2 separate regions of the Homo sapiens genome follow, and region 2 is linked to region 1. A link is a loop called in an ENCODE intact Hi-C map of the cell type or tissue named here. Cell type or tissue: CD4-positive, alpha-beta T cell. All regions are shown on one strand. Each heading gives the region's core, and the rest is flanking DNA. Links, peaks and the distances in the headings are about the cores only.

What was found. Peaks named below come from ENCODE experiments on the same cell type or tissue, not always from the same donor. Only the 100,000 strongest peaks of a DNase experiment are listed, where the experiment ranks them.
Region 2: a loop joins it to region 1, with 26 times the contacts of the local background. A loop is called at or near these places in 5 of 110 quality-filtered maps.

What each region holds. Positions count from the first base shown.
Region 1 is chr20:50,982,024-50,997,080 of GRCh38, forward strand. No RefSeq gene overlaps it. Among named protein-coding and RNA genes, the nearest start is that of MOCS3, 31 kb to the left of the region's middle. RefSeq lists enhancers at 7,620-8,582, 11,089-11,383. In CD4-positive, alpha-beta T cell, for the core only: CTCF peaks have their summits at 5,881 (motif pointing right) and 6,080; a DNase peak (open chromatin) is centred at 5,888; H3K27me3 peaks cover 589 bases.
Region 2 is chr20:52,142,323-52,157,379 of GRCh38, forward strand. ZFP64 (ZFP64 zinc finger protein) reads right to left here. Exons shown (of 6, transcript NM_018197.3): 6 at 8,956-11,106. The coding sequence ends at 9,824. Among named protein-coding and RNA genes, the nearest start is that of ZFP64, 42 kb to the right of the region's middle. In CD4-positive, alpha-beta T cell, for the core only: CTCF peaks have their summits at 8,528 (motif pointing left) and 8,731; a DNase peak (open chromatin) is centred at 8,509.

The DNA of each region.
Region 1 (15,057 bases), core at 2,255-10,254:
CAGAGGTGGGATTGGAACCCAGGCTCTAGAATCAGGGTTCAGCTCTGTTGCCTCTCTAAGGATTGAGGAGCAGAGGGGCTTGTGGTTCCCAGGTGTGTGCAGCCAGCCTTTTCTAAGCTCAGCTGTATGCACCTGGCATCTCTTAGATGCTGTCATGTCTAGAGCCTGGAGCTGGGGCTGGGATTGGGGCAAGGGGCCAGGGATTCTTAGATAAGTAAGACCTGGTAGCCCTCTCTCTGCCGAGGGGCACCGGGTCTGGGGGAAGAAGGTGGATCTCTATCCAGCAGTGTACAGACAGCAGGGAGGTGGGAATTGGAACCAGTCCTTGCTCAGGGCTCTGAATGTGCCAGCAACTTTCAGACAGAGACCCCCCCACCCATCCCCACCCCAGTGTTGCCCCAGCCAGTGACCAGGATGAGCAAGAGCCCCACCCTGACTGTAACCATGGAGCCCCACCCAGCCCCGGAGGCGTCAGCTGCATCATTGCCGCTGCCCTGACAACTGTAAATACTGTCTTTAGTCACATGGGCACTCTGCCTTCAGACAGAAAGAACAACCTTCTTGTCAAATACTGAGGCAAATTTATCTTGGACCCGGGCCACAGTGTTGTGAGGTGGAATGAAAGCTGTCACTTTGTTCCCAGCTCAAATTGTGCTCAGAGCTAAACACCCCTCCTCTCTGGCCTCAGTTTTCCCATCTGTAAAATGAAGGGCTTGAATTGGAAGACCTGTAACTTCTCTCCCAGCTTTGATATTATTATTTTTTGAGTTATCCTCACAAGGGATTCACTTCTCTTTTTCTCAGAGAGGAACCTGAATTATTGATGCTTTCTCGAAATTTGGCTGCCTCAGGCTTGGAGATTTCAGATGCCCCCATCCATCAAAAGTAGACAGGATTATACATTCATGAGGATAGATACTATCAAAGCAACAGAAAATAACAGGTGAGGATGTGGAGGAATTGGAACCCATGTGCATCGCTGGTGGGAATGTAAAATGCGTGGCCGCATAGTGGGTGGGAATGTAAAATGCGTGGCTGCTGTGGAAAACAGCATGGCGGTTCCCCAGCAAATTCAAAGTAAAATTGCCATATGTTCCAGCAAGTCCACTTCTGGGTATATATCAAAATGACTGAAAATAGGATTATGGAGAGATATTTGCACACTCATGTTTACAGAAGTATTATTTGCAGTTTCCAAAAAGTGGAAGCAGCTTTTTGGTATCCATTGACAGATAAATAGATAAACAAAATGTATAATATATGCATAATGGAATATTGTTCAGCCTTAAAAATAAAGGAAATTCTGACACAAGCTACAACATGGATGAACCTGGAGGACATTATGCTAAGTGAAATAATCCAGTCACAGAAGGACAAACACTGAATGATTCCACTTACATAAGGCACCTAGAGTAGTCAAATTCACAGAGATAGAAAGTACAATGGTGGTTGCAGGGATTAGGGAAGTGGGGAGAATTAGCGTTTAATGGATACAGAGTTTCAGTTACACAAGATGAAGAGTCCTGGAGGTGGATGGCACAACAACGTGAGTGTATGAACACTACTGAACTGCACACTTAAAAATGGTTAAGATGGTAAATTTTTTGGTCATTTTTTTAAACCACAGATAAAAACTTTTTTTTTTTTTTTGATGGAGTTTCACTCTTGTTGCCTAGGCTGGGAATGCAGTGGTGCAATCTTGGCTCACTGCAACCTCTGCCTTCCGGGTTCAACTGATTCTCCTGCGTCAGCCTCCCAAGTAGCTGGGATTACAGGCGCCCGCCACCACGCCCAGCTATTTTTTTTTTAATTAAAAAGTAAACTTTAATGTGAAAAATGCAAACTTGAGGAGGGCAGAAAGATCACACACACGGCTGTCAGTTCACACTTGGAGGGTTGCACAGCCCGGCAGAGGCGCTCCTCACTTCCCAGACAGTGTGGCGGCCGACGCCTGGCTAATTTTTGTATTTTTAGTAGAGATGGGGTTTCACTATGTTGGCCAGGCTGGTCTTGAACTCCTGACCTCAGGTGATCCACTCTCGGCCTCTTAGAGTGCTGGGATTACAGGTGTGAGCCACCGTGCCCGGCAAATACTCCCCGCCATGTTTTTTTTAAAGAGACAGCCTGTTGCCCAGGCTGGAGTGCAGTGGTCTGATCATAGCTCACTGCAGCCTCAAACTCCTGGGCTTAAGTGATCTTCCTATGCCAGGCTCCAGTAGCTGGGATTATAGGTGTGCACATCAGGCTAACCTTTTTAAAAAAGTAGACAGGATCACATTTTTTCTTATTAGAGGTCCAGCTATTTAGACAGTGCAACACAAAAGTTCAAGGCCGACAGGAAGAAGGCGTGTGTTGTGGAATCCACAGTGGGTGTCCACAGGACAGCGCAGAGACTGGCAGTGCTCTGTCTACCTGGGAGGGAATTCTGAGCAGGGAGGACTCTGAACTTGACCTAGTATAACTTTTTTTAGAAAGCAATTATGTAGTCACTTGATTCGTCATGTATTTCTTTTTTCTTCAACAAATGTAATGAGAGTCTACTAAATGTTGTGGCTTCAAGGATTACACTTCAGATTTATTTAAACTTTCCAAGTTGAACTTTATTTTTTCTGTTTCTATTTTTTAGTTTTTTAAGATATACCAAGTTGAACTTTAAAGAAATGTTTGTACATGTTAAAAAAAAATCCAAACAATATAAAAAGATAAGAAGTAAAAAGTATCTCAGTACCATAAGATAAGGTGAGAAACAAACAAACAAAAACTAAGTATCCCTTCTATCCCAACTCCTAGACCACCAGCTTGCTTCCCCAGAGCAGCCATGGTTACTAGAGTCCTGTGTCTCCTTTCTAAGATGGTGTGTGCCTACACAAGCAGAGATATGCAAATATCCCTCTCTTCAATACGAATGTGAGCATACATTGCACACTGTTCCACACACCATTCTACACCTTGCTTTTTTCACTTAACAGTGTACCTTTTTTTTTTTTTTTGAGACAGGGTCTCGCTCTGTCACCCAGGCGGGAGTGCAGTGGTGCAGTTTCTGCTCACTGCAACCTCCGCCTCCCCGGTTCAAGTGATTCTCGTGCCTCAGCCTCCCAAGTAGCTGGGATTACAGGCATGTGCCACCACGCTCAGCTCATTTTTTTTTTTGGATTTTTAGTAGAGACAAGGTTTCATCATGTTGGCCAGGCTGGTCTCGAACTCCTGGCCTCAAGTGATCTGCCCGCCTCAGCCTCCCAAAGTGTTGGGATTACAGGCGTGAGCCACTGCACCCAGCTAACAATGTACTTTTGAGATTGTCCAGATCAGTAACATGTAGATAAACTGAATTCATTTTTAACACCTCAGTTAACCTCCCACTGTCTGCATGCACTGTAACCAGATTAACCGGTGCCTTTTAATAAATGGGCCCTTCGTCTGTTTTTGTGCCCTAGTTCCTTTTTGGCAGTCTGGTGAAACCTATGGACCTTTGCTCAGAAAAGGTTTTTGTTTGTTTGTTTTTTTTTTTGAGATGGAATCTTGCTCTGTCGCCCAGGCTGGAGTGCAGGAGCGCGATCTCGGCTCACTGCAACCTCCGCCTCCCGCGTTCAACAATTCTCTTGCCTCAGCCTCCTGAGTAGCTGGGACTACAGGTGCCCACCACCATGCCTGGCTAACTTTTGTATTTTTAGTAGAGATGGGGTTCCACCATATTGGCCAGGCTGGTCTTGAACCCCTGACCACAGGTGATCTGCCTGCCTCAGCCTCCCAAAGTGCTAGGATTACAGGTGTGAGCCACTGCGCCTGGCCAAAAATATTTTTATTTTTTATTGTATTAAAACTATTTATTTATTTATTTATTTTTTGTTGCCAGGCTGGAGTGCAGTGGCACGATCTCGGCTCACTGCAACTTCCACCTCCTGGGTTCAAGCGATTCTCCTGCCTCAGCCTCCCAAGTAACTGGGACTAAAGGCACATGCCACCATGCCCAGCTAATTTTTTTGGTATTTTTAGTAGAGACGGGGTTTCACCATGTTGGCCAGGATGGTCTTGATCTCTTGACCTCGTGATCCACCCGCTTCTGCCTCCCAAAGTGCTGGGATTACAGGCGTGAGCCACCGCGCCCGCCTCTTTTTTCTTTTAAAAACAGTGTTTCACTCTGTTCCTCAGTCTGGAGCGAAATGGCCAGATCATAGCTCACCGCAGCCTTGAACTCCTGGGCTCAATTGTTCCTCCCACTTCAGCCTCCCATGTAGCTGGGACCACAGGTGTACACCACCACACCTGGCTAATTTTTTAATTTTTTTGTAGAGATGAGCATCTCGCTATGTTGCCCAGGCTGGTCTCAAACTCCTGGGCTCAAGTGATCCTCACGCCTCAGCCTCCCAAAGTGCTGTGAGCCACTGTGACTGGCAGGAAGATGTTTTTAAATCCATAAAGTAAAATACGTAACAATGCAAGGGAAACCAACCACTGTGCGGAAATACAATCCTATCCATGAATCCTCTGAGAGTCTGTGGCCCTGAGATAAAGAATCCCAACCAGTTTCTAGGCTTTTTTCTACTACAAACTGCTGCAACAAACATTTTTGTACATATATCCACTAGTTTCTATAGGATAATTTTCTAGAAATGTAATTACTGGGGCAGAAATCATATGCATGTTATGTTTGGATCAATTTTGCCAAATTGTCCCAAAAAGTTTGTGTCAATTGTGCAGGAGAGGACCTCTTTCTCTACTCCCTGGTGACAATGAAGTATAAAGCTTTATGAATTCTCCCGTTCTGATAGGTGAAAAATTGTCTTTCACTGTAGGTTTTTACTGCATTCTTGTTTTATGAGTGATGTTTTATAAGTTTAAAAGTGTTCCCATCAGTAAATGTTATTCTTTTGTTGGTGGAATTGCAGGTTATTTTCACTTAAAAAAAAAAAAACCCTGCTGTTTTCATGTATACTCTCAATTTTCTGCCATAAGAAAGCATTTTGTTTACATGAAAAGGGGGTGGGTATTTGGAAAGATAATATTAGTCCTGAAGAGTGGTAGTGAGGATGTAATTAGACCAAAAATAGAAGGATGCTTACTTTCTATTGGGGTCAATAGGTGATGAACAGGTAGAAAACACATAAACAATAATTTAAGCTACAAATGAAGTCAGTCCTGGTGATGTGGTAAGGAGGGACTGGGTAGGTAGCTGGTGATGGCTTCTTTAAAAAGGTTGCCAGGGTAAAACCTACTGCGGAGGTGACATTTGAGTTGAGGAAGAATGAGAAACAGGCAGGCACGTGAAGACCTGAGAAAAGGCTGTATTCTTCTCATGCTTGCATGATCCAGGTTTTGGGATTGACCTCTGTTTTTTTTTTTTTTTTTTTTTTTTTTTTTTTTTTGAGACAGAGTCTCGCTCTGGAGTGCAATGGCGTGATCTCGCCTCACTGAAATCTCCACCTCCCGGGTTCAAGCAATTCTCCTGCCTCAGCCTCCCAAGTAGCTGGGATTACAGGCATATGCCCTCAAGCCTGGCTAATTTTTGTATTTTTAGTAGAGATGTGGTGTCACTATGTTGGTCAGGCTGGTCTCGAACTCCTGACCTCATGTGGTCTGCCCACCTCGGCCTCCCAAAGGGCTGGGATTACAGGCATGAGCTACCGTGTCCGGCTGGGATTGACTTCTGATTCGAAGTTGAAACCATAAAACTATTGTGAAGAGATCCCACCAAGTGCCTAAGGATGGCATAGACCAGCTGTTAGAGGCGGCCTGAATGATTTTCTCCTGCCGATACGGACGGTCCAAAAGAACATTTCCTTTTTCCTTTGTAGAAATGTACAAACGTGGGTATTTACAAGCAGCGTCAGAGGGGAGAGCTTGGTTTTGACCCAAGGTTGTAGTTCTTGAAAGGACCAGTAGGTGGAGGTGAAGGACAAGGAACAGACACTACTTCTGCCAAGCCATCCAGGCCATTGCAATCTAGGTTGAGCCAGCCGCTTCCCGAGTCTAGTTAGGAGTATAGGAATGCCTGTTTCTGGCACATTAACCAGTCTGGGCATACATGAGCTCTAAAGCAGGGAAGTGAATGAACATGCATATAGCATGTGTTGTGGCCCAAGGAACTCTAAGGCTTTTTTTTTTTTTTTTTTTTTGCATTTACAAGGAAACTCCTCTTTCCTTCTGTCATATAAACCAGGGGTCACACAGGGAATGTAAATGAATTAAGAAGGTGTGGGGTAAAGAAACACATGCTCTCTCCAATGACTTTCATTTTCTCACTTTGGGTTAGAACCATAAGAATAGAGGAAGGTTTTTCTACTGTAAGAAGGATCACAGCCCTAAGCAGCTACAAAAGACACACTGGCTGGAGAGCAGGCAGTGACGGGGACTGCCCCTAGCTGCTGGGACAGTGAGTCAAGGGACAGCCCGTGCCCATCAGCTGAGCCAGTGGGAATACAGGCCTGGTGCTGCGAGGGGTTCACTTTTTTTTTTTTTTTTTTTTTTTTTGAGATGGAGTTTCGGTCTTGTTGTCCAGGCTGGAGTGCAATGGCGTGATCTTGGCTCACCGCAACTTCTGACTCCCGGGTTCAAGTGATTCTCCTGCCTCAACCTCCTGAGTAACTGGGATTACAGGCATGCACCACCACGCCTGGCTAATTTTGTATTTTTAGTAGAGATGGGGTTTATCCCCGTTGGTCAGGCTGGTTTCGAACTCCCAACCTTAAGTGATCCGCCCGCCTCGGCCTCCCAAAGTGCTGGGATTACAGGTGTGAGCCGCCGCACCCGGCTGAGGTGGGCATTATCATTTGCATGCCCATTTTACAGAGGAGGAAACTGAGGCTCCGAAAGGTGATGCAGCTCTTTCTTAGCCACCTGCATTGCTGTCCTTTGAACATACATTGCTTAGGCTGCCATGTTGACAGCCTTTGGGCTCCAGCCCCGGCAGCCTCTATTTCCTGATAGCCTTCGATTCACACATGCGGGTTGCCAGTGTGGGCCCAGTGGCTTTACATTTGAGTTTCCGAACCATCCCCCTCCCCCTGCACCGCCCCAGTTCCCTGAGACCTTTGGGGTCAATGTGGGGTGGGTGAGAAACGCCTGGCGGATTCAGAGGGTTCTGCTCTGTGGTTCTTGACCAGAATCTCTGGTATCAGGGCCCAGGCATTCATAAATTTTAAAAGCCCTCAGAAAATTCTAGCCTGAGCAGGGCTGAGAACCACTGGGGAGCTTAAGAAAGTCTTAGGGTAGCTGAGTTTGATGAGTCCTCTGATTGCATGCTATTCACTCACTGGATTGGCTGTGGGTCTTTGCAAGTGTGTACTGAGCAGGGCACAAGGTGGGCATCAGGAGAGTGGCGGTTGTGCAGAGTGGGGTTGCCAGCACAGTAGGGAGTCAGGAGGAGGCAGGGAAGAGCATTCCAGAGGAACCTCAGGATGTGCACAAGTCTGTCAGCAAGAGACCCTGGAAGGTTTAGACATGAACCACGATACCATCAGCAGCAGCTTCTCCGGATCGGGCCTCCCTGCCTCAGCATGCTCATGTGCTGATTGCAAACCCACTGTGTGCCCGGAGCTTCCAAGAGAGAAGGGAGAGGCAGAGAAGGAGGAGGCTGGGGAGGGGAGCTGGGACCAAGCCACAGAGAACTCAAGGCCTCCCTACACCTCTTAGACTTTATGTTTTTTATTTTTATTTTTTTGAGACAGGGTCAGCCTGCAGTGCAGGGGTGTGACCATGGCTCACTGCAACCTCGACCTCCTGAGATCAAGCCATCCTCCTACTTCAGCCTCTTGAGTAGCTGGGACCACAGATGTCACCACGCCCGACTAATTGTTTTTATTATTTGTAGAGAGGAGTTTTCATTATGTTGCCCAGGATGGTCTCAAACTCCTGGGCTCAAGCTGTTACTGGACAAAGAAGTCTTGATCCAGACCCCAATGAAGAGTTCTTGGATCTTGCACAGGAAGGAATTCAAGGGGAGTCGGAGAGTGCAGTGAGAGGAAGAGTTTACTGAAAGCTACTCTGTTACAGAGTAGGGTGTCCTCAGAAAGCAAGCAGAGGAATGCATCATCTTTGCTTTTCTTTCTTTCTTTCTTTCTTTCTTTCTTTCTTTCTTTCTTTCTTTCTTTCTTTCTTTCTTTCTTTCTTTCTCTCTCCTTCCTTCCTTCCTTTTTTCTTTCTTCCTTTCTTTCTTCTTTCTTTCTTTCTTTTTCTTTCTTTCTTTCTTTTTCTTTCTTTCTTTCTTTCTTCTTTCTTTCTTTTTTGCTCTCTCTCTCTCTTTTTTTTTTTTTTTTTTTTGTGACGGAGTCTCACTCTATCACCCAGGCTGGAGTGCAGTGGCGCGATCTCAGCTCACTGCAAGTTCCACCTCCGAGGTTCACGCCATTCTCCTGCCTCAGCCTCCCAAGTAGCTGAGATTAGAGGTGTGTGCCACCACGCCCGGCTAATTTTTGTATTTTTAGTAGAGACAGGGTTTCACCGTGTTAGCCAGGATGGTCTCGATCTCCTGACCTCGTGATCCACCCGCCTAGGCCTCCCAAAGTGCTGGGATTACAGGTGCATGCCACCACGTCTGGCTAATTTTTGTATTTTTAGTAGAGACGGGGTTTCACCATGTTGGTCTCGAACTCCTGACCTCAGGTGATCGTCCTGCCTCAGCCTCCCAGAGTGCTAGGATTACAGGCATGAGCCACCATGCCCAGCCTAAGCTTTGCTTATATAGAGGTCTTGTTTATGCAAAGACTAAACTAAGCTATGCCTGCATGCGGGTGAGCAGACAGCATGACAAAATTTATTATTCTATTGAGTTAAAGGAAACTATCCTTGACATTTTTGGGTGGGTACATCAAAGCATAACTATTATTATTTAGAAAACATATATTGTTATGGGTATTGGGACATTTGGATTCTCTGTTGTTATAGGGGCATGTCCTTGCAGGCAGCTTTAGTTGTTCCCTCTACTATAAACATCCCATGACTATGGGTGGTGACCAGCAAGGAATGTGCTTTGCTAGTCTCAAATGGAGCGGAACTTAAAATGGTGTTACTCTGGCCCTGTTATGCTCTTACTTTCCTAACAAAGCAATCCTCCCACCTCAGCCTCCCAAAGTGTTGGGATTACAGGTGTGAGCCACCACACCCAGCCGACTGTTAGGCCTTAGTCAGTCGGGGAGCCAGGGTCTTCTCACTGGGAATTTTAGGCACCAGGGCCCCAGAAGCTGGCAGAGGTGGTTGGGTCAGTAGCAGGGATGACCAATCATCCTGGTTTGCACAGGATGTTGAGTGCTAAAACTAAGAATGTCCTGGGAAAACCAGAATGGTTGGTCATCCTAGTAAAAACTCAGCTTCCCTTACCTTACTCTCAGCCAGCTCCTGGTCCCACCAGTGTGGATTTATACTAGCTTTTCAAATGTCGCTGTGTGCACCAATCACCTGGATTCTTATGGAAATGCAGACTCTCATCCCTCAGGTCTGGGGTGGGGACTAAGAGTCTGCATTTCTGTGTTTTTTTTTTTTTTTTTTGAGACAGAGTCTCACTCTGTCGCCTAGGCTGGAGTGCAGCAGCGCGATCTCAGCTCACTGCAAGCTCCGCCTCTCGGGTTCATGGCATCCTCCTGCCTCAGCCTCCGGAGTAGCTGGGACTACAGGCGCACGCTGCCACGCCGGGCTAATTTTTTGTATTTTTATTTTTTTTAGTAGAGACGGGGTTTCACCGTGTTAACCAGGGTGGTCTAGATCTCCTGACCTTGTGATCCGCCCCCCTCGGCCTCCCAAAGTGCTGGGATTACAGGTGTGAGCCACCATGCCCGGCCACATTTCTGTCTTTAAACTAAATTAATTAATTAATTATTATTATTTTAGAGACGGGGTTTCACTCTGTTGCCCAGGCTGGTCTCGAACTCCTGGCCTCAAGTCATCCTCCTACCTTGGTCTCCCAAAGTGCTGAGATTACAGGCGTGAGCCACTGTGTTCAGCCGAATCTGCATTTTTAATAAGCTTCCAGGTAGCATAGGTGTCGCTGGTCCATGGTCACAATTTGAGTAGCAAGAGTTGACAGCACCCTCAGGCTCATTGCAAACCAGCTACTTCCGGCCATAACTAGGAGAGAGAAGTTGTGACCACCCCAAAAGCACATCTGTATTTCCTAAGGCAAATACAAGCCAGCTTTCCCTCCACTGAACTGTCCAGGACTCAGGCTTGCAGTGAAAATCAGCTGCTGAATGTATTTTTGTTTAAAATCCACACACATTCTCTCACACTAGTTATTTAAAAAAATTAAAAGAAAAATCCACACACACCACATGCAGACAGCACCCATCACAGGTGCTATTTAGTTTGTTTTTCAATTGCTTGGTCCCTCCTGCTTGGGTACCATGTGTTTGCATTTTGCATTTTTTGCTTCTCCTTTTATCTCACTTTCTTTTCACCTCGCAGCAACCTGGTCAATGTGCAAATGAAAGACAGTCCCAGGGAAGAGGAAAACTCTTGCTGTGCAACCAGCTGGAAAGAGATTGAAATAAAAACTCACTTCACTTCTCCCCACCCCATTCTCTCCTGAGCAAGTAGAGGCAGGTTTGTCGAAATTGCCGGAAGGGACAATGTTGGCATTTGAGCTTCTAGGAATGTTCTTTTGGAGAGCAGGAGCACTGCCTCCAGGCCTGCTCCCTCCCACTGCTGCTTGGGAAGGATGGCTCCAGGACTGGGCGGCTCAGCCATGGTGGAACTGGGTCAGCTGTGGCTTTGGCAAGTTTCTCATCCTATCTGGGCCGCCTCTGTGAAATAGGAATAATGATTGTACCTACAGAGCTGGATATTACCTGTTTGTTCCCCCGACCCATTCTCTACCCTGAGAGACCGACTTTAGGGATTGCATCACTCAAGGGCCCTGCCTTCCGGCTTCGGCCCTGCCTTTGGCCTTCTGGTTCAGTTTGCAACGGGAGATACCAGCAGCAGATGGGTGCTGGGAAATTTACTCCCTGTTCTCTCCCTGCTCTGGGCTGCAGCTGTGAGTTTCTCTCTGACTGCAGCTCCTGACCAGGCAGATGCCTCAACAGTGCCAGGCTTGACGGTGTGTGTCAGCTATCAATTTATTGCCTCTCAGCTCCAAAGTCACCCTTCAATATCTGCTTTGCGTAATGGGCGGAGTTCCTTTTAAGCGTCATTCCTTTACAGTGAGTGCAGTGTTAAGTTTTCTCAGTAGAGGGCGCTAGAGGAACACCCCCTAGGTCTCTACTGTTTTCATCCCTCATCCGCTTTCAGACAATAGGCCAAGGCCTGGCCAATCAGAGCACTGCCTTCTCATAGCCTCACTGATTGGCTCAGGGATGGGCACACGGTCTAAACTGCTCCAATCACAGTGAGTCCCAGGACTTAGGTAGGAGCTACCCAAATGATACCTTGTGCTTTCCCATTGAACTTGAACTTGAGAAGATGAGAGGCTGGGTTGCTGCAGCCCTGTTGTCAGCATGAGGGGAGAGTCTTGAACTGCCAAGAATCGCCACAGGGAACTCAAGGGTGGAGCCAACATGGCAGAAGTTGTGAGATGGAGAGAAACTGACTTCTCATGACACAGTGTAGCTGCCCCTGAAGCTGGCAGGACCTTTGGGCTTTTCAGCTATGTGAACCTGTAGATAACCTCTCTCCAACCACCCCCCTCACCAGTGTTTTTTTGGTACAGAAGCCAGTTGGATTTTCTGCTATGTGGAAACATAGTTCTGCTGAATATAATGGCTTTAGGAAAGAAACAAAACAAAACAAAAACCATTGCTGTATTTATCCTCTTTGCCAGGCACCTTGCTGCATATCTCATTTACTTCTCTCTCCATCCTCACGCAGCCCTCAGAGGAAAGTGATCATCTCCATTTTCCAGATGAGAAAAACAATGCTCAGAGAAGTTAAGTAACTAGCTCAAGGCCACCCAGCTAGTGTGTGGTAGAAGCAGGATCCAGGCACGGGCTCCAGTGCATCATACCACTCAGTGCTGGCTGGCAGCAGAGTGGAAGCCACTCGTCCACCTGGCTCAGGGATTCTGGCAGCCACGGTGGGAGAAAGCAGGGATGCAATCTGTATGCCGAGTAATTGTACAACAGTGCAGTTCCCCCACATTCATTACCTAACTGCTAATGAAAAGATCTCCGAATTGTGGTGCTGCCAAGTCTGTTGTAGCGAAGTGTGAGAATGCATTTGTAATTAGCCGCGCCTTGCAGGCAAATGAGGAATGTGTGAAAGTCCCTTGAAATGTTATACAAAATAAGGCTAAAGCATATTCCATTATCTTACGTATGCTATTAATTGAACAGACCCTTTTCATTGTTGCTGTTGAGTTCTTGTGTGACGTTATTAACAATAGTTACTATTTATTGAGCACTTACTATGGCCCAGATACTTGGTGCTTTCTGTACTGCTTTGTTTCATGTAATCTTCACATCACTCCAACAGGGAGGATGTTATTGTTCCCTTTTTAAAGAGGATGAACTAGAAGTTCAGGGAGGTTCAATAACTTGCCCAGGGTCACACCGCAAGGCAGTGGCTTGTCAAGGAATCAAATTTGAAGTTCTCTGGCTCCAAAGCCCACGTTCCTTCTGTTTGTCCCAGCACTTGTCGTACTTTCTGCTGCTCTAGCTTGTCCCACTCACATAATAGTATGTGGCTGTTCAGTGTGGCTCCTTCAAGTGGGAGAGAGGGCCCTTCTCTGTTCTTCCTGTTACTGGAACACGGATGTGACTGCTGGATCTCTCAATTTATTCTGTCTTGAAAGCAAACCACGAAATTAAGAAAATTTTGTGGATTGTCTCTGCCTAAAGACCCATGTGCTTGGCCGATGAGACTGCTAAGTCCAGGTTTAAGACACTGTTATTGTAAAGGGTGTCGATAGGCCAGAAGGCAAAATGCTGAAGTTCACAGGACGCTGCCTGGACTTCTAATTTGGATTTGGGTATGTATCAGCCAGTAAAAATTACAGAAACCCAACCCCACTAATTTAAGTAAAAAGAGAATTTATCAGATAACATGACTAAACAGTTCAAGAAAAGGGATGTCTTCAGGAACTGCTGGATCTAGGGACTTATCGTTGTCATTAGAACCTAGTTTTTTTCTCTCTATTCCTTGACTCTGTATTCCCAGAGGAAGAGAGAGAGAGTCTTTGCTGTTTGGGCCTATAAAAATCCCCACACCCATTTTGAGGAAGGAGTCTAAGACTGGTAGCTCTAAAGTGTCCTCAAGGACCCAGGCTCCCATCTTTCTGTTCTCCCACCCTCAGTCCTTGTCTTTTATCCTTGTGGTCACCTAATGAATGGTCCAAGAGGGCTATTGGAGATCCAGCAATCACATCTATGTTCCAGTAACAGGAAGAAAAAAAAGGGCCATCTCCTCTAAGGAGGCTTCTCAAAGTTCCCTGCGAGACTTTGCTTACAAATTCCTGGCCAGGACTTATTCATCTGTACACACCTTGTTGTAAAGGAGACTGGAAAGTACAGTCTTTATTACCAGTGGCAGTGTGCCTGGATAAAACTGGGGCTCTGTTACTAAGGAGAAAGGGGGAAGTGGATGGTTGGATGGGCCACTAGAGTTTCCGTCACAGTGCCCATCACCAGATACTCAGGAAATGGATGCTGGGGAGAGCAAATACAGCACCCACTAAAGTTGGTAGTCAGTGTTGTGCCTGGGCCTAATAGCTCCTCCTTCATGAAATGAGTGTTGTTGTACAAAGAGCCCTGGATTGGTCAAAAGATTGGATTACGAATTCCAGCCTCTAACTGGCTATGTAGTTGCATAACAACACTTTGCTTCTTTTTTTTTTTTTTTTTTTTTTTGAGACAGTGTCTCACTCTTGCCCACGCTAGAGTGCAGTGGTGCAATAAGGCTCACTGCAGCCTCGACCTCCCTGGGCTCAGGTGATCCTCCCGCCTCAGCCTCCCCAAGAGCTGGGACTACAGGTGCACACCACCACACCTGGCTCCTTTTTATATTTTTTGTAGAGACAGGGTTTTGCCATGTTGCCCAGGCTGGTCTCAAACTCCAGGCCTCAAGCGATCCGCCTGCCTCCACCTCCCAAAGTGCTGGGATTGTGGGTGGGAGCCACTGCAATCCTTGGTGCTCAGCTCACTTGGCTTCTTGTGTCTGCCTTTCTCCGGCTATAAAATGGGGGTCATACTCACATCATCTGGCTATGCCTCTGGCTACAAGCGGAGAATGCCTGACTAGCAGTAGGGTGAGCAACTCATCCTGGTTTTTGTATGCCTTTTCTAATTTTCACGTGAAATATTAAATGTGAGATGAAGCATCCTGGGAAACTCTCTTAGTCCTGGGCAAACTAAGGTAGTTGGTCTCCCTCATTAGCAGTAGCTAAAATCCTAGAGACAAGCATTGTCTGGAGGTGGGCAGTATCTGGGTGAGTTCAGCAGCTCAATGCTATCTTCACGGACCCAGTAGGCTCTTTGCATCCTCAGATCCACCACCCTTAGCATGTTAGGTTTCCTTCCTCCCACTGGCTGTCTCCAGTCACAAGTGTGACTATCCAGATACAGCTCTTGTCATCTTGGGTCAGACTCTCTGCAAATCCCCTAGCTGGGGATTTGGGTGGGGTGGGGTTTCATGTGCATGTTAGGTGAGGATTCAAGTGAATGCTGTGAATTGAGGGAGTGCTCTTAGGAGAATCCTGTAAAGGAGGAGGGAGGCAGGATGGGGCAGGGGAAGAAGTGAAGCAAAGATGTGGTCTCAGCGGGAGCTTCGCTGGAGCCTCATCCCCAGGGAGCACCAAGTGTGATCAGAGTTGCAGACTAAGCTCCACCTTGAGGCGGGGTCTGAAGACTTGCCCCCCTGTGGCCATCAGTCATTGCCATGAGCTGCCCTGGTGAGGTGGGGACTTGACATCCCAGGCATCTCTGGATGCTTTGGTTCCTGTCAGAGAAGAGGCTGCTGGGAGTTATGACAACACAGAAGGGGGCTGCTGGGTGCACCGGGCAGGGTCCCCACAGCTTCTTCGACCCTTGTCCTCTCTCAAAAGCACCCAAGGCAGAAAGGGGTGCAAAGGCTTGCTGTTTACAGAGGGAAAGTTTCCCCAGCACCTAGTGATCTCAGGCCAGCTTCCTCTAAGGTCTT
Region 2 (15,057 bases), core at 4,723-12,722, 1.2 Mb after region 1:
ACGCCACTGCACTCCAGCCTAGGCGACAGAGTGAGACTTCATCACACACACACAGACACACACACACACACACACACACACACACACACACACACAAATTGCTTAATGGGTAAAATGTACATTATTTGGGTGATAGTTACATTAAAAGCCCAGATTTCACCTCTATGCAATATATCCATGTAACAAAACTGCATGCACTTGTATCCCTTAAATTTATACCAAAAAAGGCAAAAAAGAGGCCAAGTGCGGTGGCGCATGCCTGTAATCCCAGCACTTTGGGAGGCTGAGGCGGGCTGATCACAAGGTTAGGAGTTTGAGACCAGCCTGACCAACATGGTGAAACCCTGTCTCTACTAAAAATATAAAAATTAGCTGGGTGTGGTGGGGTGCACCTGTAATCCCAGCTACTCAGGAGGCTGAGGCAGGAGAATTGCTTGAACCCAGGAGGCGGAGGTTGTAGTGAGTTGAGATCATGCCATTGCACTCCACCCTGGGCGACAGAGTGAGACTCCATCTCAAAAAAAAAAAAAAAAAAAGCAAAAAAGAGGAAGAGTCCATTGATGTGGCAAACTTTGTTGTTGTCTTATTTTAAGAAATTACTACAGCTACCCCAACCTTCAGCAACCACAACCCTGATAAGTCAGCAGCCATCAGCATTGAGGAAGACCCTTTATCAGCAAAATGACTGCAACTTGCTGAAGGCTCATATGATTGTCAGCATTTTTTTAGCAACATAGTATTTTTAAATTAAAGTATGTACTTTTTAAAGTCATAATGCTATTGTGCCCTGAATAGACTATAGTATGGTATAAACATAACTTTTATATGCACTGGGAAATTTAAAAATACGTGTGACTCACTTTATTGTGATATTTGCTTTATTGTGGTGGTCTGGAACCAAACTCACAATATCTCCGAAACATGCCTGTACTTGAAAAATAGGAAACATACCTTTATATAACCCCTGGATTCTGGCCCTATCCCCTTTAAAGCAACCAACTAACCATCCCTAAAACTGAAATAACAAAGTCTAGAAGTTTATGGAAAGAAGGGCATGTCATATAAAAGTTTATAGGGATGGATATAAGGACAAGTTTTGAATGATTTTGTAGGCAATAAAGATTACAGGATATCCTGTCAGTTCCCAGTTCTGGATTATCTGCTTCTATAGAGGTTAGTGCTCTTTATTGTTGTTTTTGAGCTATTTTACGACTTAGTTTTTTTTTTTTTAGACACAGTCTCACTCTGTCACCAAGGCTAGAGTGCGGTGGCACATGATCACAGCTCACTGCAGCCTCAACCTCCCCAGCTCAAGTGATCCTCTAATCTCAGCCTCTAGAGTAGTTGGGGCTACAGGTGCACACCACCACACCCGGCCAATTTTTTTTTTTATTATTAATAGTATTTGTAGAGACAGGGTCTCCCCTATGCTGCTCAAGCTGGTCTGGAATCCTTGGGCTCATGTGATCCTTTTGCCTTGGCCTCCCAAAGTGCTGAGATTATAGGCGTGAACCACCATGCCTGGCCATTTTATAACTTTGCAAGTTACAGAAATAGATAGTGTTGCAAATAACTCATCCACAGGACTGCAAACAGATTTCGTTTGATGGAACACAGCTAATTACTACTCTGGAGATACTGACCAGTTTTGGATCTGTTGGTGAATTTATTTCAGCATTCCTGATTGCCTATGTAATCATGCATTTGTTAATCCTCCTTTGAGCCTGTTGTGATAGTTTGCTGATTCCCCCTTTAATTAATGAATTAAATACTTGACGTGTTAATCTTATATTTGTAGGACAGTCATGATTTTAACTTAAAAAATTATCTTTTAACACAGGTGAAGGCATAATGGAAAATATATAGCTTTAAATGTTTTTATTACTAAAGACTAAGTGAACTTAATACATGAAATTAGAATAACAAAATAAAATGAAAGAAAAGCAGGGGAAAGAAGTATTAAAATAAAAGCTGAGGCCAGGCATGGTGGCTCACACCTACAATCCCAGCACTTTGGGAGGCCAAGGCGGGCAGATCACGAGGTCAAGAGATCAAGACTATCCTGGTCAACATGGTGAAACCCCGTCTCTACAAAATATACAAAAAAATTAGCTGGGTGTGGTAGCGTGCACCTGTAGTCCCAGCTATTCGGGAGGCTGAGGCAGGAGAATCGCTTGAATTCGAGAGGTGGAGGTTGCAGTGAGCCGAGATCGCGCCACTGCACTCCAGCCTGGTGACAGAGCGAGACTCCGTCTCAAAAAAAAAAAAAAAAAAAAAAAATGCTGAAAGCTGAAATGAATGAAATGGAGGAGGGGTAGAGAAATAAATAAAAGCAAAAGTGCTACTTTTACTTTAATACAAATGACTAAATAAGTAAACCCTTAGCATACTAAGTAGAAGACTAAAAATACAACAATAAAAAAAGAAACCCCAAAACCAGTAGTAACAAGAAAGGTGGTGGACCCCCAAATGCTAAAGATATTAAAATATTTTAAAAAGAAAGTTAAATGGAATCATAGGGCCACGTAATTGAAAATTTAGAGCAGAGTAAATGATGTTTTTTCTTTTGCTAAATATAAACTACTAAAATTGATCCAGATAAGGTATACAACCTGAACAGATCAGTAATTACAGAAAATAATTGGGAAATTTGTTAAGAATGTTACAGTGAAAAAGAGTATCAGCCAAGATAACAGAACAGATAATTTCTGAGATAGTCAAACTATTTCAGGTCACCGAAAAAGAAGAAAAGAGCTCCAGCTTATTTTTAGAGTTGCACAAGCTCCAATTTATTTTTAGAGTTGCATAAGAAACAAGCAAAAATCAGAGATAGCACTAAAAAAGAAAACTAGAGACCAGCTGCATGTATGTGTATACAGTCGTTGCCACTTATCAACAGGGATCCATTCTGAGAAATAGGGCGTAGCCTATGGCTCTTAGGCTAGAAATCCATACAGCACGTGAATGTGCTGAGTACTATAGGTAATGGTAACACAATGGTAAGTACTTGTCTATCTAAATATAACTAAACATAGAAAAGGTACTGTAGCCCAGGCGTGGTGGCTCATGCCTGTAATCCCAGCACTTTGGGAGGCTTAGGTGGGTGGATCACTTGAGCCCAGGAGTTTGAGACCAGCCTGGGCAGAATGGCAACACCCCATCTCTACAAAAAATATGTGGTGGTACATGCCTGTGGTCCCAGCTACTTGGGAGGCTGAGGTGGGAGGATCACCTGAGCCTGGGGAGGTAGAGGCTGCAGTGAGCTGTGATTGTGCCACTGCACTCCAACCTGGGTGATAGAGTAATACCCTTTCTCAAAAACAAAACAAAACAAAACAAAAGTACAGTAAAAGTATGGTATAAAAGATAAAAATATGGTGCACCTGTTTAGGACACTTATCATGAATGGAGCTTGCAGGACTGGAAGTTGCTCTGGGTGAGTCAGTGGGTGAGTGGTGAGTGAATGTGAAGGCCTAGGTCATGACTGTGTACTACTGCAGACCTTATAAACACTGTACACTTAGACTACTCTAAATTTATTAAAAAAGTCTTTCTTCAGTAGTAAATTAAGTATAGCTTATTGTAACTGTTTTACTTTATACATGTATTAATTATATTTTGACTTATCAAAATCTTTTGTAATAACACTCAGCTTAAAACACAAGCATTGTACAACTGTACAAAAATATTCTTTCTTTATATCCTTATTCTATAAGCCTTTTCTATTTTATTTTTTTCTTTTACTTTTTCAACTTAAAAAAAAAACAAACTAAGACACAAACATGCGCATTAGCCTCAGCCTATGCAGGGTCAGGATCATCAAGATATCAGTAGGCAATAGAAATGTTTCAGCTCCTCAGAGATCTAGAACTAGAAATACCATTTGACCCAGCCATCCCATGCTGGGTATATACCCAAAGGGCTATAAATCATGCTGCTATAAAGACACATGCACACATATGTTTATTGCGGCACTATTCATAATAGCAAAGACTTGGAACCAATCCAAATGTCCAACAATGATAGACTGGATTAAGAAAATGTGGCACATATACACCATGGAATACTATGCAGCCATAAAAAATGATGAGTTCATGTCCTTTGTAGGGACATGGATGAAATTGGAAATCATCATTCTCAGTAAACTATCGCAAGGACAAAAAACCAAACACCGCATGTTCTCACTCATAGGTGGGAATTGAACAATGAGAACACATGGACACAGGAAGGGGAACATCACACTCTGGGGACTGTTGTGGGGTGGGGGGAGGGGAGAGGGATAGCATTAGGAGATATACCTAATGCTAAATGACGAGTTAATGGGCGCAGCACACCAGCATGGCACGTGTATACATATGTAACTAACCTGCACATTGTGCACATGTACCCTAAAACTTAAAGTATAATAAAAAAAAGAAATGTTTCAGCTCCATTATTCTTATGAGATCACCATTGTAACATGCAGTCTGTTGTTGACCAAAATGCTCTTATGTAGCACATGAACTAGAGTTGCAAAACTTCCAGATAAGATATTAGAAAACGAAATCCAGCAGTGTTTTGGAAGAATAATTCAACATGACCAAGAGGATTTCTTCCAGGAATGCAAGGTGACTTAACATACCAGGCTATATGCTACACAAATTCACTGTGTCAACATATTTAAGTGCAAAACCCAAATACTTACGGCTAACAATTTTAAGAAGATATTTGATAAAATTCAGCAAGCTACCCTGATAAGTAAAACTGCATCAGTATTTTATATGAACTTATCAAAAGAATGACTATGAAAATATTAAGTCTTCCACTCAAAAACCCTTATTTAACTCCATTGTAAACATTATTCAGTCAAATTATGTAGTCTATTTTCATTATATAAGGTCTGTGTTTCTTTTTTTTTGAGATGGAGTTGCACTCTGTCACCCAGGCTGGAGTGCAGTGGCGCAATTTTGGCTCACTGCAGCCTCCACCTCCTGGGTTCAAGCAATTTCACTCTAAGTGAAAACTGGAGTGGAAGAAAATGACCTAAGTACCATAAAAACCATTATCCAAAGGAGTGGTGTATATTACATTGGAAAATTCTGAAGTTAGAATTAGGGACACAGCAAGGATGCCAGCTGTATCAGCATTGTTTGGAGGTTCTGGCTAAAGCAACAGGACAAGAAAACAAAATAAGTAGTAAAAATATTCTAAAGGAAGAGATGAAACAATCTGAAAATAAAAGACTATATCAGATAATTATAAATCATATTTATCAGAGACCAAGAATTTCTAATAAATACCATTCATTACTGAGAATTTTTCTTTAATATAGACAAATATACCCTATTTTGGCTTTTCTTGATGTTTGCAACAAATGCAAAAATTCCTATTCACAATTATGATAAAATTATGGAATAATAAGAAAACACAGGACCGGGCACCGTGGCTCACACCTGTAATCCCAGCACTTTGGGAGGCCGAGGCAGGCGGATCACTTGAGGCCAGGAGTGCAAGACCAGCCTGGTCCACATGGCGAAACCCCATCTCTACTAAAGATACACACAAAAAAATTAGCCAGGCATGGTGGCAGGCGCCTGTAATCCCAGCTACTCAAGAGGCTGAAGTGGGAGAATCTCTTGAACCCAGGAGGTGGAGGCTGCAGTGAGCCAAAATTGGGTGGAAGACTTAATATTTTCATAGTTGTGCTTTTGATAAGTTCATATAAAATACTGATGCAATTTCAATAAAAATCTCCAAAAGGTTTTCTTTTTTGGTGGGGGTGGTTTAGGTACTGGATAAAATAACAGTTCCTTTGGAAGAATAAATATCTAAGAATTGCTAAGAACATTTTGGAAAATAATAGCTGGGGGAAGCTTTGTAAGTCTAAAAGATTAAGCTTACCTTAATGCTAGTATAATCAAATATGTCATGTTGGCCAGCCAGATCTTCTTTGGGAATCTCAGATCTATAATCTTCCAGAATAAAGAAGTTCTGGAAGTATATTTGTGAACTTTATCTACACGATGGCTTAAATTAGGATTTCAGTTTTCAGGAAAATAATATTTAACAAATGGTCCTGGCATAAGTGGACAGTCAAACCTGTTCATCATAACATATAAATATGAGTTCTTGGCATGAGCTGTAATCCCAGCACTCTGAAAGGCCGAGGTGGGCAGATCACTGGAGGCCAGGAGTTTAAGACGAGCATGGCCAACATGGCGAAATCTCGTCTCTACTAAAAATACAAAAATTAGCCAGGTGTGGTGGCACACGCCTGTGATCCCAGCTACGTGGGAGGCTGAGGCAGGAGAATCACCTGAGCCTGGGAGGCAGAGCAGGTAGTGAGCTGAGATCGCGCCACGGCACTCCAGGCTGGGCGACAGCCAGACTCTGTCTCAAAACAAGAAAAAAAAAAAAAAAAGAATTCTGGCTGCAGCAAGGAGCCATTGAAAAACAAATAAGCAAGCAGTAAAAACACTAAAGGGAAAACCAGTTTAATCTCAGGGGAAGGATGGACGTTCTTAGAAAACACACGTGCCACAAATGAAGCGACAGAAGAATCTAACTACAGAAAAAGACAGTCATTTTTATATGGTGACAGCCCCACAGGTAAAGTCAAAAGACAATGACAGGAGGGGAAGAAACTCAGCAATGTGTGACTGATGTCGGGTTAATGTCCCCAACTTCCCAACAACCAAAAGGAGGGAGTAAGAGTTCTAAGTTCATAGAAGAGAGAAGCACACATGGTCAACCAGCCCTATGCAGAGACGTCTCAGAAAACGCAGACCACAGCACCAGCTAGGGGAGTGCACAAAGGCCAGATAACCATTTTCACGCAGCAGAGTGATAAAACTTCCAAAGGTAGTTGAGCTCACATCAGGGATGAGACTATCATTGTGAAAATTAATCCGTATTTATGCAAGTACAAACTATGGAAACTCCGTGAAACTTACACTTTTGAATCTACTTACAGAAAAAAAAAAAAAAAAAGCTGAATATGAGAGTTTACTGGGGCAGTCGTAATGGCAAAAATATTCCCCAAACAACCTGAAGAATCATAATAGCAAGATGACGGACTAAAGCCTGGCATGTCTCTAACACTTATTTAAAAAAACTAGGTCTAGTTTTGTTGACCCACAGGACTGTCAATAAATGGAATAATCAAAGCAAGTTGCAGAGAAATGTACAGAGTATGATACAATTACTATAGAACTAGGAAAAACCTTTTCTATGTTATCTTTTGAGTCTACGTATATTGGTAAGAACACAGAGCACCTAACATTACTTACCTTGGGTGGGGTGAGAATACGGAGGGGCTGGAAGTTGTTGGCTTGGTGTTTGTACAATTCTGTGTATAATTTATTCCAAAGAGTAAGTTTTACTGTTTTGTTTGTAAAAAGACAAAACAACCAACAAATCAAATATGCATGTGTGTACATCTCTATGCATGCATGTGTATGTATGTATGTATGTGTATGTATTATATATGGAAGGCAGCTGGTAGGTAGAGATCTAAGGATACAAAAGGAAATATAGAATATAAAAAATATTATGCTTAATTAAACTACAACTTCATAACTGGAGTAGAAAACATATATACGTAAGCATAAAAAAAGATTGATAGGGGCCAGGTACGGTGGCTCACACCTGTAATCCCAGCACTTTGGGAGACCGAGGTGGGTGGATCACAAGGTCAGGAGATCGAGACCATCCTGGCTACGGTGAAACCCTGTCTCTACTAAAAATACAAAAAATTAGCCGGACTTGGTTGCGGGTGCCTAGAGTCCCAGCTACTCAGGAGGCTGAGGCAGGAGAATGGTGTGAACCCGGGAGGCGGAGCTTGTAGTGAGCTGAGATTGCGCCACTGCACTCCAGCCTGGGCAACAGAGTGAGACTCCACCTCAAAAAAAAAAAAAAGACTGATAGGAAGTCCATCAAAATGGTTACAATCTGTATAGTTTATATCTGGACAGTAAGATTATTAGTAACTTCTATTTTTTTCCTAGTAATATTCTGTTTTTCATATTTTCTATCTTGAATACACATTATAATCAGGAAAAAATCCTTTATGGTTGAAAAAAGTGGGAAAAGAGAAAGACATAGGAAATAGGACCATGACAATGGAAGTTTCCCAGCTGAAATTCAAAAGCAGAACAGTTTTTCTAAAGGGCTGTAAGCAATAAGTTTAAAGTGACAAAATTATTTAAATCACTAACATTGTACACTGCAAGCCTTTTCTGTTTCTTACCAAAAACATAGTTAATAACTCACTATTATCATTGATGATAGGAAAATAAAGAAATTATGGCAAATATAGCAAGTCATCAAAATTGTGTCCAACTATTACAGATCAAAGAAAGAAGAATAAAAGTGGTAGAAATGTATCTAAGTATTCTCATAATATTCTAAATATGCTTCTGTCCCAAGAGTAACCTCCCCTCCTCACCAATCCTTGCTGACAGCAGAAATGAGTGCTATTACAACCTTACAGAATGGCTTAAGGTACAAATATGGATGATTCTAGCTTGCTCTCTGGCACCACCTACTGATCAAACAGCATTTCAATGTAAAACAACACAATCTGAATTTTCCTCTTCTCAATACAACCTATGCTTTGGAAAAAATCTAGGTACTCTCTCAGTCCACTCATCTGGATTCTGCACAGATATTAACATCTCAAAAATGGTATTCTAGAAAATTCTGTCTTGTTAGTAGGAACTTTGATCATTTTTGTGTCTAAACAGAAATGCCAGGATTGTCAGTCTGAAGTTTCAAAATGAAAACAACAGTGGGATGGATCACTTTATCACTTTAGGTACCACATCTATTTAATGTGACTGTGGAGGAGGTAAGATGATTGTGTGACGTTTATGAAAGGACTAAAAACCTTTGCTGCTTCAGTTTGTTTTTGATTAATGACTCACGCCCCATCATTCCCAAATCCCACCTTGGCTCTAAAGAATCATTAACATTCAGTATATTTTAATCAGATATCAATTTATTATGGAACCATTCATTTTCTGCTCATTAGCACTAAACATTTTTTTTTGGGTCAAGTATCCATGTCATATTATGTAGAAAATGGTCCTTCATGCCAACAGACTTACATGTATAAAACATGAACACCCCCAAACTCTGGGGAGTATTCCAGAATGGGGCAAAAGAGAGGCTGGGAAGTACCATTTACTACACAAATGTAATAAGATGGACAGAAACCTTTATTAGAGTTGGAAAATCAAGTTGGAAACAAACACATGAATTCACTACTTAATGCATTTAATTCCAACCCCTCATTGGAATCATCTTGGTAACATTTAAGATTCTACAACAGTTATAATGCGACGATTCAGAGGTGGTCTCAAAGTTGTTACAGTGTTAAAAAAATTATAGTAAGCAGTATAAAATTACAATTTATTATGGGGCCAGGGGGATTCACAACCATCCTTAAAAACATTAAGAGCAAACCACGGCCAGGCATGGTGGCTCACACCTGTAATCCCAGCACTTTGGGAGGCTGAGGTGGGCAGATCACTTGAGGTCAGGAGTTCAACATGATGAAACCCCGTCTCTACTAAATATACAAAAATTAGCCAGTCATGATGTCGTACACCTGTGGTCCCAGCTACTCGGAGGGCTGAGGCATGAGAATCGCTTGAACCTGGGAGGCGGACGTTGCAGTGAGCCAAGATAGCGCCACTGCACTCCAGCCTGGGAAACAGAGCGAGACTCCGTCTCAAAAACAAAACAAAACAAAGAAAACATTAAGAGCAAACCTTTTAGAGAATTCTACTTAAGATTTCTTTTTCTCAATTCCTTTCCCCCACTCCTTTTGTTTTTTTAAGCACTAATCTGGAATGGAGTCGGCGGGACAGAGCAAAGCTGGATGGGCTGCCCCTTGAATGATGGAGTAGGTCTGCTTGGGTAGTTCTTGCTGGGAAGAGGAGGAGAAGACCGGTGGCGCTGTGGTGGCCACTGCGATGTTCTGGCCTCCATCGCTCACCACTGTCACTTCTGCTGTCCCCTCCTGAATCAAGGCGTTTAGGCCTTCAAAGTCAGTGCAAGTAATACCCGAACTGGTAATGAAAGTTTGATTGCCAGAGCCTTCCTGGGGGCCACCTGAGGCCGTGGGGATGAGAGTCTGGTGCAGAGTGGCTCCGTCCGTCTGCTCGTGGGTGGTCAGCAGGACAGCCGGCTGGGTCATTGCGCCCGCCTCGCTCGGACACCGCGAGGACTGAGGGGGGGCGATCAGACTGACCTGGCGCAGGATCTGCAGCCGGCTGTTCCCTGGGAGTTCCTCTGGGTTCTGGGCCACCAAGGCAGGCGGGACGATGTTCACTGCAGCGGCGGCAGCCTGGACGATGGTGTTCGCCTGGGGCACCTGATGCCCAACGATGATTTTGACTCTTCCCTCGCTGAACTGGGGCACTTGGCTGGGCTGGAGGGGCACCTGGAGGTGTCCCACAGTGAGGGGCGTGGCGGGCTGCTTGCTGGGGTCGATCTGAAACTGGAGAACGGTCACGTCCGAGTTCTTACTCTCACTGTACTCACTGTGCTGTCTCTTGTGGCTGCGGAGCGAGTCCTCCCGCATGAAGGAGGCATCGCATATATCGCAGTGGAAACTCTTCTTGGCATCCAGCTTGGCCACCTGCCGGCTGCTCTGCCTGCCGGTGTCCTTCCTCTCTAGAGCCTCAGTCTTAACCATGTCCCCATGGAACTTCTTCATGTGCTTGCTCAGGTTGCTGGGCTGTTTGGTGTCGAAGCTGCAGTAGTTGCACTTGAAAGGGCGGTCGGTGCAGTGGATACGCTCGTGGATGCGCAGGGCGGCCTTGCTGGAGCAGGAGTAGCTGCATTCCGAGCACTTCTCAGGATGCTCCGACTGGTGCACGCGGCTGTGCTTCCGGAGGGTGGCTTTGCTGTCACCCAGGAAGTCGCAATGAGGACACTTGAAGTTATTCCCGCTGTGCTTGATACGGATGTGCGACTTGAGGTTCCCCTTCATGGTGCAGCGGACATTGCAGAACTCGCACTTGAAAGGCTTCTCCCCCGAGTGCACCCGCATGTGCCTTTTCAAGTCCGAGCTGATTTTGAACTTGGCGCTACAGAGCCAGCACTGGAAGGGGGCGTCCCCTGTCAACACAAGGTGAGTTTCGATAAGAACAGGCAGGCAACAACCACAGCGGATCCCCCCGAAGCACACACCAGAAAATCGCTTATACAAGGTGGGTGGGTGCAGACCTCCTAACTGCAGCTTCTAGCAGCCCCTGGCAGTGGGGGAAGAGGGGCAGGGCGTCTTTATCTTTCCCCGGAACCCAAACCACCACCACCGGTATCAAACCCAGAAGAAAAATGGGAGATCGAAAAGAGCAATTTAATTGTCCCAGATAAAATAAGATTTACAAGTATACTTGTTATATTCTTTAAAACACTCAAACTATCTTTCATACAGTTAATTTGCCCACTCTGCTAGTTAATGGTTCACAGTTGAAGACTTTTGCACAACCCGTTGATTTTGATTGAGTTACATGTTGTAACAGATTCAACAATATATTTTCGAATGGGTCAGCTCCGTGCTGCACTCATTGGAGTATGGTTTTACAATGACTGAAACACCCAGCTTATATTTCATGCAGATCTTTATTAATAAAGATGTGTTTCTTGCACAAAATTTATTTATCCCATATTGCCAGCTGCGTTCTTTACTTGTGAAGTTACAAAATCCAGCTGCTTGATTTTTTTTAAAAAAAATTCATATTCGCTGAAAGATGAGCAAGGCAAGTGAAATTGCAAACATCTGATTGGATACCATATTCCAAATTTACTTCCTCAATGAATGCCAAGTCCAAATTATCTGAGGCAATGACAATTCAAGCAAATTGGCGACCCCTCATCTCAACATTGTTTAAGTAAGCAAAATAGCAGCTAATATTCTTCGATGGCTTCCGGGATGGCAGGCGCTATGCTGAGCACTCCACAAGCATGGTCTCGCTTGATGCTGGGAAGATTGCCCTGTGGTGGGTGCTATTATTAATATTGTTTTTTAACACAGTTACACAGAGGAGAAGGCTGAGACCCAGACAGACTACATAACTTGTTCTTGGTCGCCCCGTAGTACAAAGAAGGGCTTGGATTCCAATCCAGGCTGACTCCACAACTGGTATCTTTAGATGCTAGGTAATTATCTGTGCATATAACTGATGTTTGCTTTCTTAGGTCATAAACCCACAAGACTGGGATGGTGTTCCAGCTTTTTGACATAGGATCTGCTACTTCACCATGAGCTGCTTAATGAATGCAAACAAAGATGGCAGGAGGCAATTGAACAAGCTTCTAGAACACTGAGAGGCCTAAACCTAAACTTGAAAAAAATGCTTTGTATGACTGAATACCACCAAGATCATGCATACTAAACTCTAGAACAAGGAAGAGTAAGCTACAGCCTATGGGCTAGATCCTGCCCACAGCCTGTTTCTATAAATAAAGTTTTACTGAAACACAACCATGCATATTTGTTTACATATGGTTACTTGCCTGCCATAATGGTAGGGGTGAGTATTTGTGATAGATACTGCATGGCCCACAAAACCTAAAATATTTACTATCTGGCCCTTTTCAGAAAAAGGGCCGTTTGCTGCCTGAGAATGTTGTTCTTAACCTTTTTTATGCCATTACCCCTTTTTGGCAGTTTAGTGAAGTCCATGGAACCCTTCTTAGATAATGTTTTAAATGTACCAAATAAACTAAAATAAAAACCAATAGGAATATAAAAGAAACTAATTATATTAAAATAGTTATTACAGAGAAAAAATTGTGATATGCCAATGTGTGTGTTTCATTAATGAATTCAAGAATCAGACCTAGCGGCAGCTCTAGTAACTACAGTCATTTCTAAATAAAGAAGAGTGTAAAAGATATTTGCTCCATCTGCAGCAATCATTATGAAGAGATTTTTGATTTCCGCTGGCGACAACTTTACATGCACTGTTATCAGATTGGTTGCCTGTTTTCATAATTGAAGGACGTGTCAAATTTTAATACAGGCTAGTGAAAATGAAGACGTCTTTGTTTTCCCCACCCCCATTCAAGGACCTCCTTCCCAAATCTACTCATGGATTTCTCAGGGGCAGACGTCTGTAGACTCAAAGTCAGAATCCTTGCTCCAGAATGTTTTACTAGGTTTTCCAGTTATATCCCTGTCAAAATTATAGTGACAGTCTTTTTTCACTTTTTTTAAGCAATCTGCAGAGGTGAGACCCAGAAAATCCAGAAAACCAAATCTCGCAGCTAAGTTGCAGAGCTTAACAACGTTTTTTGGCATGAAAGCAAAGGTTTTAAATTCCTTTGTCTTTTTTTTTTTAATTTAACCATAAACATTTCTTTAATGAAGTATCCTGGTCAAATAGTCCCACTGGACACTAAGGTCTTCAAAGCTAATGACTATGTTCATTCTTGCCTACTACCTGATTCCCACTGTGTCTGGCACATAGCGAGGTTTAAAGAATGTTGGATGAATGAGCGACATATATTTAAGCTGACAGGTCCTCCTTGAGTTTGGGTTGCTACTAAAACAAGTGTTGATGTAGTCTATCCAATTGCCGAAAGGGTAAAAACAAAATCCTATTAATTTACAGTTTTACCAGTGCCACAGATTTATAAAAGGGAAAATGAACATTCCACGAAGACCATGCATAAATGGCACACACTGAAATTTTTGAAAAACACACCTTTTCTAGACCAATTTTAAAGATGCTGCTATAAATAGTAACTTCATCCTTATCAATCAAAATGAACCATTTTCATAAATGAATTTTTCAGCTTCTCTAACTTAGGCTGGGGGAAATTTCTGAAGCAAATCAGTTGGGCGTCGATTATGCCAATGTCTGAACTTGCTGTAGATTATAAAAATGTTCCCAAATCTTCCCACCTCCCACCCCTCCTTTAGCACGGCCTCTGCCATGTATGTAGTTAGGCATGTTCTCCCGTGATCCATGACAAAAGCCTCAACCATGTCGTTGGGTTTGGCCAATGGTATGTTTAGTAACTTGAAACAAGGAATGGCTTGAAATGGGCTTGTGCACTGGGGCTTGCTTGCTTGCTTACACCTCGGTCATGACCATGCGGTCAATCCTGGCCTAACCTGCTGGTCTCAGAAGGCCAAGAGACATGTGGAGCAGAGCTGATTTCCTCAGCCAAGGCCAGTGGACAGCCAGCCCATAACCAGCAGATCCTCAGACTAATAAGAGAGCCCAGCCAAGGTCAGCTGGTTTGCCCAGCTGATCCCCGCATGGGAACCAGAAAAAGCATATTGCATCTATTGAGGTTTTGTGGGCTATTACGCTGCATCACTGTGACAACAGACAATGGATACAGATATTGGTATCTAGAAAAAGGGTGACGCTGTAACAGAAAACCATAATACAGAGTATTGGTTTTGAGATTCGGTTGCATGTGGAGGCTGGAAAAATGGCAATGCACACTACTTAATGGCAAACATTTGGTAAGACTGTCACTCGTGGTAGCTTAGAAGACAGAAAATGTACATCATGAGTTTTGGACTTGAATAAAGAGATAAATTCTAGGCAGAACAGTGAAAGTGTTTTATAAGCTGCATATGATAAAAGACTACAAGAAAGAGACAAACTCAAAAAAAGAACTGGACATTTTGTAAGCAGAATTTAGAGGGAATATAGAAAGTCAAAGATTACTGGATATAGTTTCTCATCTCCAGCCAGCTTCTCCAGCCAGCTTTCCCAAGTAAGACAAAAGCCTGGGACAAAGACCATATCTAAGAAACTAGTCTCAGAGTGAAGACCAAATGTGAAATAAGGGGTCTGAATGTAAGACTCTTTATTAAAATCTCCAAAAGAGAATTAAGAATGGTGAGAATTAAGTTGGTGCCAAGTATGTTCTCTCAGCTGGACAAAGGACTCCTAAAACCCACAGAAGGTTAAATGCCAAAAGTGCCTATAATTGAGTTTAGAAAAAGAGGCAAGATTCCAAAAGAACTGTGGGTATGGCTTTTGGCATATGGATACATAGGAAACTCACACAGTTTTTAAAGACAGCTCTACCAGCAAAACT